Linked DNA regions of Homo sapiens: all the other regions are linked to region 3. The links are chromatin contacts, found by Hi-C in ENCODE. All regions are on one chromosome and are shown on one strand. Each heading gives the region's core, a stretch centred on a gene start or an enhancer-like site at or near the end of the contact. The rest is flanking DNA. Distances are from core to core; before and after follow the strand shown.

Evidence for each region. A loop is a pair of places that touch in the nucleus more often than their neighbours do. Pooled maps may share reads with other maps.
Region 1: a loop to region 3 is called in a map of endothelial cell of umbilical vein, with 6 times the contacts of the local background. The contact joins the promoter of EPB41L3 here to the promoter of LINC01892 in region 3. A Hi-C loop is called at or near these places in 6 of 168 maps with a recorded cell type or tissue (Caco-2, GM12878, MCF 10A and 3 more), 6 of 37 single-sample maps with no recorded cell type and 13 of 50 pooled maps.
Region 2: a pooled map shows a loop between it and region 3 (2.6-fold over the local background). The contact joins the enhancer-like site here to the promoter of LINC01892 in region 3. A Hi-C loop is called at or near these places in 4 of 168 maps with a recorded cell type or tissue (CD8-positive, alpha-beta T cell, GM12878, HepG2 and 1 more), 2 of 37 single-sample maps with no recorded cell type and 9 of 50 pooled maps.
Region 4: a map of Panc1 shows a loop between it and region 3 (4-fold over the local background). The contact joins the enhancer-like site here to the promoter of LINC01892 in region 3. A Hi-C loop is called at or near these places in 7 of 168 maps with a recorded cell type or tissue (CD4-positive, alpha-beta T cell, CD8-positive, alpha-beta T cell, Caco-2 and 4 more), 20 of 37 single-sample maps with no recorded cell type and 18 of 50 pooled maps.

What each region holds. Positions count from the first base shown.
Region 1 is chr18:5,541,594-5,546,756 of GRCh38, forward strand. EPB41L3 (erythrocyte membrane protein band 4.1 like 3) reads right to left here and starts at 2,404. Exons shown (of 23, transcript NM_012307.5): 1 at 2,320-2,404. LOC107985145 (a long non-coding RNA gene) reads left to right here and starts at 1,236. Exons shown (of 4, transcript XR_007066440.1): 1 at 1,236-1,466; 2 at 2,701-2,784.
Region 2 is chr18:5,454,205-5,459,561 of GRCh38, forward strand. The region is part of intron 3 of EPB41L3 (erythrocyte membrane protein band 4.1 like 3); the gene reads right to left. Among named protein-coding and RNA genes, the nearest start is that of EPB41L3, 87 kb to the right of the region's middle. RefSeq lists an enhancer at 2,203-2,703. Within about 2 kb of position 2,492, at least 11 of the 41 ENCODE cell types and tissues checked have a DNase peak (open chromatin) inside an H3K27ac peak, as active enhancers do; they include CD8-positive, alpha-beta T cell, where a contact is called at or near this core.
Region 3 is chr18:5,078,669-5,084,327 of GRCh38, forward strand. LINC01892 (long intergenic non-protein coding RNA 1892) reads left to right here and starts at 2,514. Exons shown (of 4, transcript NR_146900.1): 1 at 2,514-2,572.
Region 4 is chr18:5,416,053-5,421,774 of GRCh38, forward strand. EPB41L3 (erythrocyte membrane protein band 4.1 like 3) reads right to left here. Exons shown (of 23, transcript NM_012307.5): 12 at 3,659-3,825; 13 at 1-326. Among named protein-coding and RNA genes, the nearest start is that of ZBTB14, 120 kb to the left of the region's middle. Within about 2 kb of position 3,756, at least 2 of the 41 ENCODE cell types and tissues checked have a DNase peak (open chromatin) inside an H3K27ac peak, as active enhancers do.

The DNA of each region.
Region 1 (5,163 bases), core at 1,154-3,653, 460 kb after region 3:
AGTTTTTAAAAAACAATTATAAATAAAATTGCATCCGATCAAGTTAAAAAAAATCCTGATCTTTTATTTCAACACAAAGTTGTCCAAAGTCCAAGCAGTGTACATGAACTGATAAAAAATTGCTTTTAACCTAAATCGCATTCATGCAGAAGAAATGTCTTAAAAATTAAACGCAAATATTTCATTGAGACACTGACATTTGACCTACAGCTCCTGAATCCTTCAGCTAAAAGCGGTTTACAAATTAAAGTGGCTACTCTTCTTGTTATGGATGAATTATTCACAAAACATGTTCTGTTTTGAAAAACTTATTTTGGCTAAAGTGTATTAACTAAATAAACTTGATGCAGTAAGTTGTGCATCTGATATTTTGCTTTTCTAAACCACCAGAAAACCATAATGCAAATGAGACAGTATTCAGCATTCAGCTATCAATGCCTTGCAAATTAACAAATTGAAGTCACGCTTCTCCAATTTAGTATTTATTCCCTCTCACATTAATTTTGTTACTCCAACTAAAGTTTTTAAAGTTTGATACCAAAATTAACATGCATTTTTTAAACACTCACTCTGAGCCAAGACAGAAATCACCTCTCAGTCCCCAGAGTTCACTGGAGCTTGATGTGCTGCTCTCTTTTCTTAATAGGGCTTTTCTGCTTAATTTGCTGTAATTGGGACTACGTCCATGGCTCACAGACATAAGCAGAATTTTATCATTTTTGTTTCCTTGAGACTTTAAAAATCAAGGTAAATTTCAAAAACAATGTTTTTAAGCACTTGGTGTGACGCTTCCTGTACTATAGAAGTTAATGCTACCAAGACAAACTCCAGCACACCTGGCCACCTCAGGCAGCCTAAAATTCTCACTGTGCCCCACTCCCCACCCCCCCTCAACAAAAAGGACAGGCAGGGTATCTGCAAAAGCAATTCCGCGAGACTAATGTAAAAAAGCTGAAACAACTTAAACACGCAATGGAAGCACTGCATTAGCAGGACTGCCCGGCCCTCTCAGGACCTCCCAGCCCAACCTCCACAAGTAATTAACACCACATGTTTCCTTTATCATTCTATTTGTTCTGTTCCGCAACAATCTCTACCAACTTTAACCCTGGGCTGCAACTAACGGAAAAACCCTAGAAAACTTCAGATCCGTAATATAAAAAGAAAATTGAAAAGAATACTCTCATTGCAAGGGACCACAGTTACAATTTACTAGGTAACCACACCCACCGCATTGCAGAAGCCATGAACTTGGCGGGCGTGGGGGGGAAGGGGAAGAAGTCCGGCGAGATTAGAGGGGAAATCCGAAAAAGCAAGCCCCTGCGGCAGCAGCCAGGAAACACTCGCCAGGAACTGGCTGCGACCCCAACTCCAGCGGTCCGAAGCCCTAGCCTCCCCACCCCCACCGCGGCAGAGCCGCCTTCGCAGACACCTCCCGAGGAGAATCGCGGCCCCGAGGGCGCCAGGTGAGTCGCGCCGCCCCGAGCCCCCGGGCCACGGCAGGCCGACCCAGGCGCCCCCGGCCCGCCCGTGCTCCCGCGCCCGGGTGCCAGAGGCGAGGGGCCCCGGCAGGTGCCCAGGCCCAGGGCAACCCCGCTTGGACGCTCCCTCCTCCTCCCCCACCGGCCGGGGGCCGCTGCCCCAGTTTGGGGAACGAGGCAAGTTATATAAAAGCGGCCGGCCCCCCTGCCCAGCGGGGATGCTTTGTGCGGAGCGCACCTTATCGGCCCCGCGCTGCGCCCGCCCGCGCCTGCACCCGGGACGAGCCCGCTGCCGCCGCGCGCTGAGCGCAGGGCCCCTCCCGCGGCCCGCCAGCCGCCACCCGCCCGGGCGGCGCCGCAGTGTCGCCCCCTGTCCCCCGCACCTCCCCGGGGGAGGGGCCGGCCCGCGCTCGCCCCCAGCCCGAGGGGCAACTTAAAACATGGCGCCCCGGGCGGGGGATTTGTGCAAATTGGCGGAGAAGGGACGCGGGGACCGAGTCGCCCCTTCGGCCAGGGATCCCAGGGAGGCCCCCAGGCCGGAGGCCGGGGCTCAGGCTCTGCGCGCCGGCCCAGCCACTACTGCGCCGCGGCGGGCGGAGCGGGCGGGGGGCGCGGCGCGCAGGCTCGGCCCGGTGGGGGTCCCGGCGAGCGGGAGGGCGGTTGGGGACCCCGGCCGCGCCGGGCGCGGGGCTCGGGATTCGGGAGACCGCGCGGCGCCGAAGCCACGCGTCAGCCCCACTGTCCCGCGCGCCTCGCCCCAGGCCTCGGGCTCTTCCTCCGCACCTCGTAAAGCCGAGACCCCCTCGCAGTCCCCCACTCCGAGAGGCGGAAAAGTTACCTGGGATCAGCAGGGAGCCCGGGCGCGCCGCGGCGTGGGGACTAGGCTCGGGCGCGCGTCCTCGGCGGCGGTGCGCAGGAGACTCGGGCGTGGGGAGGAAGCCGCAGCCCAGGGCTGCTCGCCGCTGTTCCCCCCGCCCCCTGTTGCAGGAGACACCGAGGCTCCGCGGAGCTGCGGCGGGGGCCCACGCCCAGAGACCGTGCGAGGAAAGCCAACCTCGTCCTGCCTGCCCTCCCAGCCGCGGGGGAGGGGGCCACCGCAGTACTTCAGGACAGTTACATGGGCACAGCCTCCTCCGTCCTGGCGCAGGGTCAGGCTCCGCGGACGACGCCTGGAGACAGCTGCCAATGCCAATAGCTTTAGCCCTTTATTCCCACTTAGATGATGGCCTGGCCTCTCCAGACCCCTCTCCCCTCCCAGACATCCCCTGTGAGAAAGGAGGGAGAGGGTGTTCCTGACCTTCAGGTGAGTTATTTATTGGCTAGGGACTGCAGTATTTTTTTTTTCTTTTTGGAAAGAAAATAAAATCAAGTTGGTGGTGTCTTCAAGTCATGTTAATAGAGAAGATCTGAATTAATGCTTGATAAGAGAAGTCGCCCATTTTTCAGCAACTCAGCTACTCCGTCCTCTCCAGTATCTATAAAGCTTTCCACCGAAATTTACCTTGATTTTAAAGAGCGGAGGTGGCTCACTGACTTGTAAGTGAAAGAAGTAACTCCTGGTCATCTCACAATATCTTAAGATCTAACCGACTAACCAAGATATTTAAGAAATATTTTTATGGGCACAAAAAGAATAGAGTGAATAAGACATAGCATCTGATAGCACAACAGGGTGACTATAGTCAAAATAATTTGATTGTACATTTTAAAATAAAGTATAATTGAATTGTAACACCAATGATAATGCTTGAAGGATAGATTTCCTGTTTTCCATGATGTGATTATTACACATTGCATGCCTGTATCAAAACATCTCATGTACCCCATAAACATATATACATACTATGTACCCACAAAAATTGAAAATAAAATATTAAATTTTTTTAATTTTTAAAATAAATTGTATGTATATTTAAGGCATACAACATAAGATACATATATAGTAAAATGGTTATTATAGTGGAACACATTAGCATATCTATCAACTCACATAGTTATGCATTTCCCCCAACACCCCTCTACTTGTGGCAAGAGTAGCTATAATATACTCATTTAGCAAAATCCTGAATACAAGACACTTCTTAGCTCTAGTCCTCGTGTTGTACATCAGATCCCTTTCATGTTGTACGTTATTAATTTTTTTAAAATAGAGCCTTCTCCAAATCATCCGGTTGCCCCTCCAGGAGCTCAGGGACTCATTAAAAGAGGGAAAAAAATGGATTCACAAAAATATTGCATTTGCTACTGGGTGCCAAAGACAAGATACAGAACACGTGCCTCTGGGAAAGATTAGTGGGCCTGATCTGTCAGTGAGGCCCGGAGACGTGGGGAGACTTGGCGCAGGTTTCTAGAATAGGGAAGACTTTGGTAGGAAAGGAGGATGGTATTTGATTTCCTTGGCTGGAGTGGAAGGGTTTTTTCATGTTGAAGAGGGAGAAGGTTGGAAAATTATAGTTACTATGTTGCTATGGAGTTTATGGGACTATATTCTATAGATGTGTAGCTTTGGGAAATTTTGAGCAAGAAAGTGTGACTTAAGTAATGTTTTAAGAAAACTAATCTTATGGCTCTGCAAAGACTAGAACAGATGGGCAAATACCAGGTTGGTGTTCGGAGGAGACTATGGTATTAAGACAGTTACCAGAGGTAATGAGGGCCTGAATTGTCTTTCAGGTGACAGATAAAGGTGACAGTTCCAATAGTGGATGTTTGGGAATTAACTGCATTTCCTGTCAGAAAGTGTTGCGTATGAGTATTAGAGACATATATGCACATATCACATACGCACCTGTATGACTCTGTGTGTGTGTGTGTGTGTGTGTGTGTGTGTGTGTGTGTGTGTGTAGCACATAAGGTCTGTGAATGAAGAAAGAATTCATTTTCCTTTTTTGCATGTACACTAAAGCACTCCATTGAAAGTGGACTTGAATAAATTGTATTGTTTACAATAAACACTCATTTGGCATTATCATTCAAGACACAGATGGCTCCATATTTTCATTCATTTTGTTGCAGTATTTTTGCTATTCTTTAAAATTGAAAGCAAACTTTTTCTTATGACTCATGAATCTTAATCTTTGTGGTGATGAAAATCAGCAATAGTGTCTGAATGGCAATTTTCTTGGGAGAAAAATGTTAGACAACTAAGTATTTTTTTAATTAGAAATACCTATCTAAGCCAGGCGCAGTGGCTCATGCCTGTAATCCCAGCACTTTGGGAGGCTGAGGCCGGTGGATCACGAGGTCAGGAGTTCAAGACCAGCCTGGCCAAGATGGTGAAACCCCGTCTCTACTAAAAACACAAAAATTAGCTGGGCATAGTGGTGGGCGCCTGTAATCCCAGCTACTCAGGAGGCTGAGGCAGAGAATTGCTTGAACCTGAGAGGTAGAGGTTGCAGTGAGCCGAGATCTCACCACTGCACTCTAGCCTGGGCAACAGAGAGAGACTCGTCTCAAAAAACTACAACAACAAACAAACAAACAAAACCCTAATTATGGTAATATTCCACGAATTGAAAATTTGGAGTAAAAACCATACTGCTGCATAGTTTGATAGGAAATCTTGGAAGCAATTACTTTGGAATCCTCTGGATTTAACCAAGTCTCTCCTCTATTATTTTTTTCCCCCTAGCACAGACAGGGAGAAAAAGAAACGTCAAATTCATGAGGGGTGCATAGCTGC
Region 2 (5,357 bases), core at 1,242-3,741, 380 kb after region 3:
CCTTGTTTTTTTTTTTTTTTTTTAATCCATACTTGGAAAATGCCAAAGCGCCGTGGTCAAACCCAGGAACAAAAGATGATGGTGTCTGGTCTGGGACAACAGAGTCCATAAAGCCTTAGAAAGGGCTGGAGCTGGGAAGCCCTAAGAAGAAAGACAAGGCACCAGCTATCCTATGTGAATCTCCTGCCTTTTTGGGCTGTCTCAAGTGTACATGCAATGCCACGTTTAATAAGCATGGAAAGTCCATTATCCACATCACTACTGCCAGAATCCATTCTCAAGAGGCAGGACTTAATGGGATCTTTCAGCCTATGTACTAATCCCAAATGTGGTCCAGGCAGCATATTCATAGAGGGCTGACATGAGAGGCAGAGATCACATTTCTTCTCTCTAGATGGCACATATATTGTCAGTCCTTTCTTTAAATTCATGAGCAATCAGCTCTTCAGAAAACCATGAGGGTAACTACTTTCAAACATTCATCAGTCAATCAATAATTGTTCTATCACATTCTCATTTAATCAAGTTAGCAATAATGATCTGGAGCCTTCTGTTAAAATAGGAATATGAAACTACTTCCTGGTCTTGGTAAATTTATAAACAAAATAGTGAACATGTGTGTTTAATTTCCAGGTCTAAATTATCTAGAGATGAGAATTCATCTGGCATTATTTAAACACCTTTAAGTTGGATATTCCTACCCACTGAAAGTTTGTCTTCCCATTATTCAAGTGCAGTATATTAGACAGTCCCAAGGCTGGACTCTGGTTCTACAACTAATCAGCTCTGTAATGTTAGACAAGTTATTTAAACCTCTCTGAGCTTCATTGTTTTCATTATAAAATGGAAATAATACTGGTACTTATGCAAAGGATTGTTGTATTAAGATAAAACACTGGAAAGCACATTGCCTAACTCATGGGAAGCATCAACAATAAATGCGGGTGATTATTATTAGGCCTTTTTCATAAGGAGCCTGATAAATTTAAGGTTTCTAATGCTGAATTTGGAATAGAGACTGATGTACTATTAAAATCCTATTTATTCTACAATGAAATCATAGAAAACAAATCATACCATTACTCTTACGAAAAAAAAAAATCCCTTCTCTTTACATAGGTAAAACTGGGAAATTATTCAAAAATAGTATTGATATTAGTAAACTGAGTCTACATTCAATTTTTCTTTTCAAACACACACTCCCAGAACAGTTTTAAATACATATTGGGTATACTGGCACATTTTGGTATTATGCATTGTAAGCCATATAGCAATGTCCAAACTAGATTGGGCTGTTCACATGCAGTAGAGTTGACCTATGTTTTGACTTAGATTCAGTGCGCAAACACTTCAAGTACATACATGACAAAAGTACCTCCCTACATATTAAGCCCATCTACCTTTCTTTAAAGGTGCTTTTTTTTTTTTAATTGGTTCCTGCCTTCATTTGTTGTAATTTCCGTCTCTACTTGAAACCAGACTTTTGCACTCAGAGATGTGCACTGTGGTAGATGATGGCTTTCCAGTGAAGCACGCTTCTTCTTGGCTAGCAGAAACATTGGGCTTGATTTTTTGCAAAGAGTTTCACATCACACATACGAGATGTTGGCAGCAAACTGTCAGACAACATTTCCTGCTGTGGATTCAGGTCACTAAGCCAACGCATGCAAAATGAACGCAGAAAAGGAAGTCTAAGAAGGAGGAATGTTTGAAACAGACACGTACTTAAACCTGAATCACGTAAAATAATCATATTAGCTAATTCTGAATGACGTGAAACTTTGAGAATTTTCCTGTGAGAGGAAGTACTTAACTTCTTTTGTAAGAATTCTCAAAAAAACCCCTAAACAAACAAAACTTGAATTGTGATTTATAATTCATTTGGTCAAATGAAGAGCTATATGCAACTCAAATATAGACAATAAAAACACCACTTTCAATAATATGAATTTAATGAGTATGAATTTGTAGCACTGTCACTTTTCAATTCTGTAAGACACTGATAATCAAAAAACATGAGAATAATATTGTCATTGCTTTAAAAAACTATGTACTAAGTGAATCTGTGTCCTTTCCTGTCCATCAACTGTTTAAGCCTATATTAGTAGGGCAAGGCTGAGAATAAATAGAAAGAGAAAGAATATCAAGGTATTACATAAACCACCAGCATATTTAAAGATGTAATGATATATCATTTCACCAGTTAAATATGTGTTTAAATTAAAATGATCTTATAATCTATGTAAGACCTGTAATGAAATGTAAATAAGTGGTTAAAAAAACAGGACATGCTCACACTGTAAATGATGCTTCATTCAGTCTTGTCTGCACTTGCGCATATCATATTTTAGATGAGTATTTAAAGTCCAGTAGATAGGGGAAGAAAAAACCTTCTCAATCATTAAATATTTTGATTCTGTATACTTTTTGGTTTTTGTTTCTGATACATGTAATACCCTGTTTGAGCCACTGAGGGGTATAGTTGGGTCTACACATCAAAGGTCAGTATTGTTTTCTAACATTCCTCTATCAGGGCATCCTGGCTTAATACTGCGTGAACCCACAATCCCAGAAAGCCAGTGCTAATCCTCTTTGCCCAGCCGTTCCCACTCCTGTGACAGGGGTAAGGAGGAAGCTGCTGAACCCTGCTAAGAAGATGGGAGGCCTGGTCTAATTCGAGAACCAGACACGGCAGGCCCTGTCTTCTGGGCTCAGCCCAGTGAGAAGCTGGAGCAGCAGGGAGGCGCGCTCACTGCAGCGATCCCGTGGCTCAGCAACCTGCAGGGAATGGTAGTCACTGCTCCTTCCCGAATCTCAGATGACTATTCCTTTAAGTTCTGTGGTTACAATCTGTAAAACATATGAGTAGCATTTGCAAATGGTAGTAAATAACAATCACATAAAAACTGAAACCATAAGGCAAACCGCACTCTCAACATGGCTTCAAGATAGGTACAGCCTTTTCCTGTAAGCAACAACTCTACCGTTCTTTTATCTGTAGGAAAATCGCAAACATTCTATTCAAGCAAAAGTAAAAGATTCCATACATGTTTAGACTGCACTGTTTTTTCTCTGCTTGTGATAAAGCAATTGTCTTTCCTGGAGCTTATCTGCCCTCGGGGCTGAACTTGAGTAAGGTTCAGGACTGAGGGGCTCGGGAAGCTCTGCTCCCCTGCTTTTTTGGAAGTCTTGCTGATCCTATAAACCAGCTCTCCTTGCTTTCATCTGGTGGAACAAGTGATCTCGGATGGCACAGTAGGCAGTGAAGTGAAAATTTAGGGAGGTCATCCCTGAGACTGTATCACTTATTTTAACTTCTGTTTTTACCATTGAAAAAGAAAAAAACACACACACACAGATCTCAGGGAGAAGAAAGCTATATGACAACATCACGGTTTAGCTATCAGATTCAGTAGTGAGAGATGCTTCTGGTACACAGACAGCAAAAGCCTAACTGTGGAAAGACCCTGCAGGGGCCTCCCAGGCTTGCCTGCCTCTGTGACTTCCCTGCTACCTCACCTCGCTCCCTGTGAGGCTCTCTCCTGCAAAGAGGAGACTGTACACACACCTCCACGCCCCGAAGCCTTCTACCCGTTCGTCCTTCTCTCCACCACTCAAGCACCCCTTCCTCAGGATTCCACCCCTGAACTGCAGGACTAGGTTACATCTCAGGGAAGCTGTTTTCATAGCTCCTGCGTTGCCACTGTCAGGGGGGCACTTTTATTTTTGTTTGTATTAGAATTTGAGTTGTGGTCGGGGTAGCCTACCTGTAAGCTATATCCACTCACCACTGTATTCTTACAGTGCCGGGCATCGAGCAGAAACATTTTTTTAAAAATATCAAAGAAAATCAAGCTAAATAAATGCATCTGGGGTTCATTTCCTGCTTTAAGACTCTTGAACAACTGCTCTAATCTTTGAAATTTGTTCATGACCAATTTGTTTATATTTCTCTACCATGCAGGTATAATCTTCTCTGGCTAGAACTACAGTGTTGAATTTTTACCCCCATTCTTGTAAAAAGAGAATACTTTATTCCCACAAATGAAAAACCTGTTTTTTAATGTTCCACCTCAAACATCATATAAAGGTTAACTTCCCGATAAACTTCTCAAATTTTCCCCAAGGAGTAAGTGGTCTTAAACTGTGGTTTTACTCTATTACTTTGATTTGATACACATTTTATCCTTCACAATATAGAAAAATACATGATGGATCATGGTTTCTAAGGAGAGGTCTTGGCTAAACTGTATTAGGCCACTCGAATCGCCCAGTTATCAACACACCTGGATCTGGACACCATCTGATTAGTGGGTGTGATCATCTGATGAATGCAGACAGCAGTTCTGGGCATGGTATGGGGATGTGTCTTGGATTCCCTTCTTAAATTCAAACTCCTGGATAACTAGGAAAAATATTCTCTCGCCCTATCTAACTATAGAAAAAAACACATGAATAACAGTTTGGAAGCATTAACTATTAAATATGTAATTGGTCTTGTACCTAAAAAGACTGTTCTAAAACTGAAATTGATATTTTTGTAGCAGTCACCATATTTAGCGGACTAACAGTTAATAATCCTATAAACGAAATGAACTAATTGACATAACTGGGCACGTATTTTGCTTTGAGGTTATCTTGAAGACTAGAGAAAAAATTACATTGCTCAAGCTTAAATGTCCTATGAGTGCTTTAAAATTTTCATGGGTTAAAATTATTGAAGTCATGCTCTATAAAGTACAGTTTTGGGATCTTGAGTATGCCTTTGTCTCTAAAATGGCCTAGATCCAAATTTTTGAGGTATATTTTAACCTCAGGCACTTCCATGAACCACATCCTTGCAGGAGGGTGATATTCTCTTTGTGAATATGTTCTAGTCAAGCCCTCACCTCTCAGGAGAAGATGCCCATCATCTCTAGTTCTGATATTTTAAAATACAGCTCTGAGTTCAGGCATGGTAGAGCATGCCTTTAGTCCCAACGACTCAAGCGGCTGAGGAAAGAGGATTGCCTGGTCCCAGGAATTGGAGTACAGCCTGGGCAACAAAGTAAGACCCCATTTCGAAAAGAAACCAACGAATATATAGCTCTGAAATATTGCCTAGATATTGTAACCATCTGGATCCCATTCATTGGCTTCTAGTAGGAAGCCAATTAATTTGTGTATTGAGAGCCTAATGTCCATTGGTCTCTTTTTTTTTTTGAAGGCCTTATCAGATTTATTATGAATTATTAATTTTTGACTTTTGCTTTTTGTTTAAGTTTTCTAACTGAGTGTTGGGCATACCCATAACTTAACTATAACCTTGGTAGCTGTTTTAGATCTTTTTGAGGATAAAAAGAGAAAATAAATGTATT
Region 3 (5,659 bases), core at 1,264-3,763:
ACAAGCAGCCCTAACTGTTCCGAGTGGGTTCACACAGCAGGTAAGCAGGGGTTGCTCAAGAGCATGAGGACTCTGTCAGCTCAAGGGCAAGCCCTCTGCTTGTCAATGCCTCAGTGCATCTACCAGCGTGACCCGTGCCACAGGGTGTGTGTGACATAGAAGAGGTCAAGCTGCCAGTTAGCAGGGATGCGTTTGCATGTCAGGCTTCTAAAGGAGACAATCCTTTGGTCAAAGGAGCATATCATGCTCTGAAGCTGGAATCACATCATCAGCTATGGCTGTTTTGTCAATTTATCCCAATACACACTGCTGTATTACTCCCTGCTTAGCATAACTGATGGAGAAACAATTCATTTTGGCCCTTGTCCCAAATAAATAGGACATTCAGCATCACATTTCTAGAAGTTTGGAGAGAGTAAGAGGAAAAATGTGCTGCCAGTGTAAAGACAATGTTGAAATTTTCAATCCCAACTCGAGAAAGACTTACTGGCTCCTAAAGAGCAGAAATTAATGGATATGACTGTTTAGCCACACTCTGTTCAGGTCACAGCCTACAGGTTCCAGCAGCAAAGGTCCACAAGCATAAAAATCTGTGTCTACAGAAGAAAAGTCAGCTAATCATTTGTGTAGTCCATTTGATTTTGCCTGCTGTGAGGTGCTACTTTCTACCAGTTTCCATAGCACTGCAGAGGATTAGGGTTCAAGACAAGGGAGCTCATGGGCTGTTAGGGATTCAGAGCTTGGCAGATGCCCAGGCCACCCAGTAGGTCCCCGGATCCTCGGTGGCTGCCCCTCTACCTCCTCCATAATGGGGATGGGGAAGGAAAGTAGAATATTTCAGGGGGTGAAAGAATCCTTGATATGTCAGAAGTCCACAATTAATCTCTAAGAGACACAGATACAGGAATGCTTTAGAGGAGAAATAAGAAAAGCATGGCAAAAACAGTGTCATTTCTCCAAAAAACCATCTTTCCTGGTGGCAGTCCACCTGGACACTTTTTCTCCCTGTACACCATCATTGGCCAGATACAAGATTCAATCTGTTGGGTTTTATATCTGATATCTCTTTTATATCAGCCAGATAAAATTCCACTCAATTGGCCAGACATGGTGGCTCACTCTTGTAATCCCAGCACTTTGGGAGGCCGAGGCAGGTGGATCACCTGAGGTCAGGAGTTCGAGACCAGCCTGGCCAACATGGTGAAATCCTGTCTCTACTAAAAATACAAAAAAAAAAAAAAATTAGCCACGTGGTGGTGGGTGCCTGTAATGACAGCTATTCAGGAGGCTGAGACAGGAGAATTGCTTAAACCCAAGAGGCAGAGGTTGCAGTAAGCTGAGATCATGCCATTGCACTCCAGCCTGGGCAACAAGAGCGAAACTGCATCTAAAAAAATATAAAAAATCCACTCAGTCAGACAGATCAAGGAAGGGAGATCTGGGCAGAACAGTCTTCAGTAATTAGAGAGTCTCAGAGAGGTACTTGTCATTATGAGGCCTGTGAGTATTTGATAACAAATATTTTATCCATTCAAATAACAGAATGAACAATGTGAGCATGGATAGGACCCTATGTCATTTCTTGGGGAATGCAAAGTGTAGAGATGTTGTCTATCATCAAGTAGCATTTAAAAATGTATATGCCAGCATTTAACCTGACAATAACTAAGGCATATATCTGTCTTTAGTGGGTAAAGCACTGAAAGCAGAGGAAGACACAAACAGCTAAGTGAGGACATCATTTGCTCCATGAAATGACAGAGGCTTATGACATAATGAGAGCATAAAGTGGGGCATCCGACCCAACGAGTAGCTATGGGTGGTATTTTGGAAGAAGTGGCCCCTGAGCTATACCTTCCATAAACACAGGAGAAAGGTGGCTTTGGAAGTGAACAGAATATGGTGCCAACCTGGCTCCATCACTCCCACATACCCTAAGCCATGATTTAACCTTTCTAAGCCTTAGTTTTCTATGTAAAATAAGTCGAATAATATCCACTTTTCAGAATTATTGTAACGAATATATATTGTGCAATTCGTTCATACCTTAAGTAATTAATAAATGGTAGTTTTTATTATTGAAAGAGTTTAGCAATATAAAGTGTAATATAGAAGAAATGTATAAATTGAAATGGTAAAAGTATAAAATGCAACATCAAAATCTAATAAGACTTTAAATTGTGCAATTTGAATTTGGAAATAAAAAAAGTCTTTAGATACCGTAGTGAGAGTGGCTTTAGTCAAGTATTGTTTCTTGAAAACAAATGCAGAAAATTAGAAATGAATGAGAATGAAGGACATGGAAACAAGGAATTTTGAAATGTTAATTGCAAAGGGAGAGGAGGATGCAGGATCGAGAAAACTGAAGTGTTTTAGATAGGGAAAAATCTTGAGCATTCTTATAGGCTATGAGGAAGAAATCAGGAGAGGAGTGGAAAAAGGACACAGGAGGAATAATTGATAAAGCAACATTCTGGAATGAGTAGGTCAGAATCAGTTCTAGAATCCTGGTGAAGAAGTTGGCCTTAGCCAGAATGGAGATACCTGATCATCAGAGGCTGGAGGAAAGCAGGTAAAGATTGATGAGAGTATATTTGTCTATTTGTATTGGACTGGGTAGAGAGAATAAAAGAAGGTCATGCTTGATGGACTCTGTGTTTTCTATGGAGTCAGAAGCAAGCTCATCTTTCTAGAGTCAGGGCTTGAAGCAGAGAAGGATACAAGAGAATAATGCAAATTTGGAAATGGATCTGATATATGCGGGGCAGGAAGGTGACCAAAAGCAACAAAAGGTTTATCAGATGGTGCTAAGTTTCCTGCCACATTTGAAGACATACATATGTAGCTGAACCAATCTCCATGGTTGCAGATTTCTCTCCAACAGTGCTCAGCTGTCTGGGGCTGGGTGTAAAAAAGAAAGTAGATTCAGAGTTTAAATTTTGCTAGGAAGATGGAAAGAAAAGTATGCAAGAAATTTGGAATACCGTTGAGAGTGTTGTTTAGATGATAAAGTGTAGGTCCAGGCTGAGGAATGAAAAGGGGATCATAGGTGGGAAGATGATAGAGACATGGAGAAACAGACATGGAAGCGATTCAATGCCTAATAAGTAAGGCAAGTGCAGGAAAATCAAAATGTTCACCAGCCAACTCAGCAACATGCAGCAATAACCACTTGTGTTTAGAGAAGGGAAGATAATTATGGGTTAGGGTCTTCAAGAAACACTTCTCAGTGGGGTCAGGATTTGATAATCAGATTTAGATTTGGGGAAGAGGAGAGGGAGTAGAGTAGTGTGGTGGTAGCAGAGGATTCATGCAGAAAGGTGGTGAGAAAGAAGGTAGGTGACGTATAATGCAGCTAGGTTGTCCAGCTTCTCAGAGAAATAGGTGAAGGAATTTAGACTTCATCCCATAAGGCATGACAAGGCACTGAAGTTTTTGAGAAGGGAAGTGGCAAAATAAAGAATGCTTTCATAAGTGTGAGAAATGGATTAAAAGGGAGACCAACTATAGAGAAGGAGAGCAGGTGCAATACTTTAAGTATATGGTATAGAAAGATTTTATAGTGAGGAAATGGAGGAGCGTCAGCTGTGTGGATAATTTTCCCAAATCTATTTAAACATCTACCAACACAAAAGAAAAGTAAAATATTGGCTTAAAAAAGACAACTCACAAAACACTTGTAAGACTTAATAACAGGTCATGAAACTAGATAGGGATTACACCAAACACTTTGCATTCCATTTTTTGTTTATCATTTTTAATCCCAGCAAAATCAAAATATTCTCATTTTTGAGAAAGCCTCTAAATGATTAAGCAACTTGTCCAAAGTTACGCAGCTGGAAAATGGCATGGCAAGAAGTGAAATCCAGGGCTCTTCTTGTCAGAGCCATGTGACTCAGAGCAACTCCATTTTAAATAGGAGCTGGATAAAATGAGGCTGAAACCTACTGGGCTGCATTCCCAGATGGTTAAGGCATTTGAAGTCACAGGATGAGACAAGAAGACAACACAAAACAGAGGTCATCACCAACATGGCACATGTATACATATGTAACAAACCTGCACGTTGTGCTCATGTACCCTAGAACTTAAAGTATAATAAGAAAAATACAGGTCATAAAGACCTTGCTAATAAAACAGGTTGCAGTAAAGGAGCCAGCCAAAACCCACAAAAACCAAAATGGCAAGAGTGACCTCCGGTGATCCTCAGTGCTACACTCTCACCAGCACCATAACAGTTAATAAATGCTATGGCAATGTCAGGAAGTTACCCTATATGGTCTAAAAATAATCCACTCCTTGTTTAACAAGAAATAACTGTAACAACAAAGCATCATCAAGAAATAACCATAAGAATGGGCAACCAGCAGCCCTCAGGGCTGCTCTGTCTATGGAGTAGCCATTCTTTTATTTCTTTACTTTATTAATAAACTTGCTTTCACTTTGCCCTGGGGACTGGCCCTAAATTTTTCCTGTGTGAGATCCAAGAACCCTCTCTTAGGGTCTGGATCGGGACCCCTTTCCTGTAACATTCTGACTCCAAAAGTCCAGACTCCAGTACAAATACAGGACCCAAAAAAATGATTAGGTTACAACAAATATTACACTAATATTGTATATAATAATGTTTTTATCTATTAAAAAGTATAAAGCTATGGACAGAGTGCTATTACATATATTAATCCTTTTCATCTCTATTAATACCCTTAGGCATACAGAGAAAATATCATTGCTCCTGTAGAGGGGTAATTTTTATCGGAAACAGAATCTATTACACTGAAAATAGGAAAGGGAAGTTAGTAGAAATATAATGAATTAGTTGGTCAATTTATTTTAAAAATTACATAGATCAAGGAGAACTCATGAAGAAACACAATGAAGAGAGGGAGAGGGCAGAACCCAGGAGAGTCTGCATTCGTGAGATAATAAAATTGAGGCAAGTCAAGATTATAATCGAACTGTGAGCAATGGATATCAGGTTTTTACAAGGACACACTACTCTCATCACTCTAGAATAAGCCCTATTGTATGAAGATAGCATTATAAGGAGGAAGGGCTAATATAAATGAAGTAGAGATGTGTAAAGGCAAAGCAACACAATGTGCATTCTAGCTCCACTCTGGGGAAAGTTCTGAGAAGGAGCTTGGGAGATGGTTATGCCATTGACATGGCACAATATTATAAGGGGGAAACATTAGTAATATGGGCATACCACAAAACTTAAGCTGGGCCTCAAATCTCAGGAATTTTGGAGGCAATAGACTAATATCTGAGCTGTCTTTACTCATGGTCAGGGCAAATAATAACCTTAATTTCTTGTCAGTGTCAATAGCATCACTGACAAGAAATTAAGCCTTTCGATGCAGAGAATGAAACCATAGAAAAAACTTCTCCCTATGACCATAGATCAAGAAACTGAGGCACAAGATTCCATGATTTATCTATAAACATACAGTTAGAAAACCTAGCATTAGAGTTCTCATGATTGGTAATCCATGATTTGCTTCTTTCTAGCTATGAAAGAAAGCTTGAAAATCGTTTGTAGTGGTCCAAGGCATTCAGTTCATTAGCTTTTACCAACAGAAAAGGAAAAGCCTGGGCATGGTGGCTCACACCTGTAATCCCAGTACTCTGGGAGGCTGAGGTGGGAGGACCACTT
Region 4 (5,722 bases), core at 2,506-5,005, 340 kb after region 3:
AGGTTGGGGAAAGAGAGGTATCCATCATCATCTAGGAGGGAGGGGAATGACTCAGGGAGCTGCAAGGAGAAGGAGAACAGGGTGGTCCCCTTGCCAGTTTGCTGTCTGTAGCTAAAAGCCACATCTTGATCCCCTAGGTAAGGCCTCCCTGGGCCATCAGAGTCCAAGGCGGGCTCTCCAGGCAGGTGCTCAGCTCTGGACGGCTCATAACCTGGCAGTTTGCAGTCATTCTCCTTACACCTCCTACGGAGCTCTGTGGGAGATGTGGGGGCACAATGGGTGGATGGGGGTGACAAGGGACATGAGTCAGTGCCAAGCCCAGGTGACTGATGTGAAAGAGACAGAAAGAGACAGAAAGCAGCAAACAGAGGTGCAAAAGGACAAAAAGAAAACTGCAATTAGTTAATTTTCTTATGGGTATCAATATAAAATTGTAAAACAAAAATTTTAGCACTAGGGTTGCTCATGAATGTTAAAGTATTCAAGCTGCATGCCACTGTTGCCACGAACGGCTACATTTCTCCCATGAGACTATCACATACAGGTGGAATTCTTTAAAAACTCAGAACAGAAGGTATTTGTGGGCAATCCCAAAGTCTACACATTTCACATGGTCAAAAAATTTCCCTTTAGACTAACAACTCTAGAAAGTTTCAGGTTTTGGGGAGCAAACATAAGTAAATCTGATAACTTAACATGAAGACTTTCAATAGCCTTCTCCTGATTTCCAGGTAGCAGAGCTGTTACTATAGTTCAGCTAGATTAAAAATGAAGATGAAATCCAATCCAGATTTTGATTAAAAAAAAAAAACCAATCTCTAGCATTAGTCCTTTCCCTGGTTATTCAATTACATCCAAAACAAGGAGTTTACATTCCAAATCAAGAAGTTTCTGGCCCCACTCCTATCTGATAAGTAGTTACAATCAGGGATTCGACAGTTAGCATTTCTGAATATCTCACTCCTCAGAAAAGAACTGAAGTTCCCTTGAAAGCTCTATTTTGGCTCCTTTATTTAGGATATTAGTGGAACTTCAACTGAAGTGATTTCAACAAGCTAACTAGCAAAAACAATGTGTTTTCTTGTAACATGCTTTGCCAGTATTTACTTTCTATTATTTATGATGCATAATAACAGAAAGATATAATTTCCCAGCCTTCTGATTTTTCTTAGCAGATAAAGGGCATATTTAGATCTTTGGTTTGAGTCCTTAATATAATGATAAAAGCAGGGTTTTCCACAGGTGCTCCCCTGGTGAGCTCAAGCTTTTATGGGGCAAGTGAATCTGCTTCTCCTCCTCTCTGGGTCCTGGAAGTCTCCACGACCAGGGCCAGTTTCCTCTGCAGGTGGCGGAGGGGTTGCTGGACAAGAAGGGGAGGAAGGAAAGCACGCAAGCCCCAAGCAGGACCTGGGCAGGTACAGCAGCTGCTGCAGGCCGGGAAATCCAAGCCTGAAAGTAATTAGACTTCTGCTGATGTCTGTGTCACTGCGTGTGTGTATGTGTGTGTTTTGCCCAGTGGCCTGACAGCATGGAAATTACCCAGCCTGCCTTGTGTGGTTATGCAATCCTGACTTGGGGAGAAGTGGTAAATATAGCGACAGAAAGAAAATGCACAAATAAAGTTACATCTGAGGCATGAGGGAAAGAAAATGCACAAATAAAATCGTAGCTCTTCGGCCTTTGAAGGGTCTCTTTTTACGATGAGAGAAGTATGTCTTTTCCCACACATTTGCATTTGACATTAAAGACGGCACTTTAAACAGGAACCTGCACAAATCTCATTCAACTAAGAATAATGTAGCTGCTACACATTAACTTCTGCATGAAGACAACTGTCCTCCAGCATGGAGGTGAGGCAGCCCCATGACCCAGGGGATCCCAGCCTGGGAAACGTGCCTCCTTCCCAGGCAACCTAGGGGACCAGCCTTTCAAGAACTATTTTCAGTAATACACTTTCATTTTGGTTGAAAAGTAAGTACCCTCTGCGTTACTTTTTGAAGAAGGAGAAGGATAAAATTAAGGTTTAACCTTCCATGCTGATTATTAAAGTCATTTCTAGAAGACAGCTTTGCACTGGGGAAACCAAGCCAGCCCACACCTATATGAGCACCAGATTTCAGCTACAGACTTCCTGAAGACATTCTGCCCAGAGTGCTGGCTTCTCAGAGACTCAGGCTATGAGGCTGGTAGTGTCCTTTGTCTTTTCCCACATCACAAATGGCACCAAGTGAGGACAGCTTAGTGCTACGTTTTATATAAACAAACTGGTGGTCTTTTAAAAGCAAATAAAGTGAAAATGTCCGGCCTTATCTTGGGAGCAAAACTAAAAATCACTTACATTGATGTGTCACTTCTTCAATACTTATACATCCATGGGAATCTTATGTTGGCATGGCGAGTTTATAAAATGTTAGAATAACTAAGAAGAAGAACCACATATTTGTTTTTTGGGTGGATTATATTCTTTTCTGTCCCCTTTAAAGCCTTCCTTGACTGAACAGACAGGAAGAGTGTAAAAACAAAATTTAGAACAAAGCACATTTTAACAGCAAAAGTTATCGAAATATCCCTGCCATTATTTCCTACTCTCTGCTTAATTTTGTGTTTGCCAAATAAATAATCTTATCCCAAAAAATAAAAGATGATGGATTGGGCCATTTGTAATATTTTAGCATAACTACAAAAATTATTTGTCTATGTTAAGATGTCACTGCTAAATTCTCATCAAAAGGAACACTTTCCATAGAATTCGGGGTAGTGATTCTCCATCTCTATTTGAAGAGCCCATGTACAAAAGATCACTCGTGAATCAAATTTACTCAAATTTTAGGATAACCCATGGGTTATTATGAGCATTTTCATTCTGCTATTTCCTCTTACTCTATGCTCTGTACAGGCCAGGAGCCACTCTGTTTTTCCCTTATTATTAGGTATAAGCCTCCTGAAGGGTTTTTTGACTTTTAAATTATTTTTCTGAAAAGTTGCTTTGTAGTGCTGGATCACCAGAAAAAAACATAGTGTTTAAAAATGGTGTTAAAAAAGATATTTAATTTGGGGTGAAACAATGTTACAAAGTTTAATGAATTCAACACTGAAAGAAGAAGCTGCTGCCAAATTCCCTTTTTATCTCCTGTTGCAACTTTCTGCCTTAAGATCCCTTTTCAAAACATGGCCAGTCACTACTCTGCTGATTAGGCGTAAGTATAAATATGTAGGCTGTGGTCACTCCATGTACTTACAGTCAGAAGAATGGCAATATGATAATTGTATATCTAGAAAAATATGCTGTACTTGGGTAGGAGAATGGGGCCAGAAACAAAGAAAACAGCTTTAGTGACAGTTCTGAAATGTGAGCCCAAACAGAAAAGTGTAATACGCCACCAAAAGTATTTTTAAGATACACATACAGGACAGCTATTGAAAGTCTTACATAGCACACAAGTTATTAAAATAAAAATTTTCAAAGAGCTATGAATGAACCTTTCAGAGAAAAAATGTTGAAACAGCAATCATAATTTAAAAATTGACATATGAATGTGACCAGTGCTGACATATGATTTATCCTAAATCTGAGCACATTCCTGGTTTACAGCCTCAGCATCATTTAGTCATTCTTAAAAGCTGGAGCAAGCTCTTGCAGGCAGTCTGGGAGCTATACCTTTCCCTCGTGCCGGATGGCCGAGATGGGCGTGACTTCTTCCCCCTTCCTCCGTTTGTCCTCTTCCTCGTCCCGCTCCTCCTCAGCCTTCTTCTCCGGAGTCACAGTGGTGATCAAGTTGGTCTGAGAGATGCCTTTTGTTGTGGCGTACTGGCCAGTACCAACCTCTGCAGCAGACATAGAATCCTTCATGTATATTTCATGGTTTTCATTCACTGATGCTAAAAGCAAATACAATTAAAGAAATAAAATCCAAAATAGTTAGGTCAGAAGACACATGAACAATACCAACTATATCTTTACTGAAAAAAAAAATACCAACACAAAATACCAGGTTTGCCTTGAAAAAACAAATCAGTGCTGCAGGGACCTTCATGAGAGCATGACCTTCCTGTATTTCCTATATGAGTGCTTTAAAATTCGTGAAATGCTCATGTCTTGGAATTTCATCTATCCTCAGACTCTCTGCTGAGGATGTGTGTAAGTGTGGAGGTGAGTGGAGGGTCATGAGGCGAGGCTGCCGCTGGGCATATTATCACCATTGGCTGGCACTGGCACCAGTCTCGTAGTGGCCAATTCCACACCTAACAGCAGTCTTTGCAGTACACAATTGCTCTAATACACTTGGCTCTTTGGAAGTGCCATTCACCAAGGAGCACTGAATTGGTTTTCATATTATTATTATTAATGTTGAAAAGTCTATCACTCTTACAGTATAAAAGCTCCATGGGTAATAACAAATATTAACCATCTTGGTAGAGATTATAAAAATCAGATGGCAATTCCATTCACCTAAAGTACAGAAATGTTTTCATTTCTACTGCATTTTAAACAGACTACCATAATATGCATATACATTTACTCATCTCTAATATTTTGGGAAAACACAATGAATGTTGCTAAATGAAATTCATGCAAATGCAAAACATGCAAACTCAAGAGAATAAGACAGAGCCTTTCATCCCAGCTAAAACGTCTTAGTGAAAAGATGCTTAATTAAGTTTTAAAAGTTGGTACTCATTATTTTAGGTTTTAGATATAAAATTTATTAAAACTTATAAATGTTGCTTTTCAAATACACAGTAACTAATCACAGACAAAATATCTACATTATTATTTTAGGAATTTAAAAACGTAAATAAAAGAAAGGATTCTGAAATGAAATCCTCTCTGAAATGCTTTCGATAGCTAAACTATGTCACTAAAATATCTTCACTAAGACATTTTATATCTCTTTACACCGTTGAAAAAGCTCATATGAGACACAACTTCCTAATGGACCAGTTAGGCCATTCTCTGTGAGATGCAACCTTGCAAAAAAGCAGTTTATGTTGCAACATGCAGCTGTGCCACCCAGCTCAACAGCAGCAGAAAACATACTAGAGCTGGCAGGACCGCAAGGAGTGAGAGACAACACATACTAACATCACTTTTGGGCAGGGAGAAAGAGACAGCATGACATTAGTACACTGATTTCACAATTGTCTTCTGTCTTCTCAGCAGTCATTATCACACTAAAGGTCATAAGGAAAACAACATTCACAACAAATGTGTTCCCTGGGGTGCACGTCACTGAACAAAGTGGATGATATTCAGGAAAAAAAAAGTGCGATTCTACAAAGTTCCTCAAATACTGATAACATATAGAAATAGGTAATAGAGACACTCTAAAGGAGAAACAAGAGTCAATAGGATAAACCAGAAAGAAAAGCTTCAATGTTAACATCGATATTTCAATATCTTAATTCAGCTCGAAACAGTCCTGGTAATTATTTTATTCAAAAGGGCTGGCTCTAAGTTCGGTATTCTGGAAACTCTTAGAAGACACACAATGGCAATTAACTTCCTAGGCTAGCTCACAAAAGCCTGTAAGAATAATTATGAATATAAAATGTGGTATATATACATCATGGAATACTACTCAGTCATAAAAATGAATGAAATCATGTATTTTGAAGTGACTTGGATGGAGCTGAAGGTCATTATTCTACATGAAGTAACTGAGGAATGAAAAGCCAAATACCATACGTTCTCATGTATAAGTGGGAGCTAAGCTATGGGTAT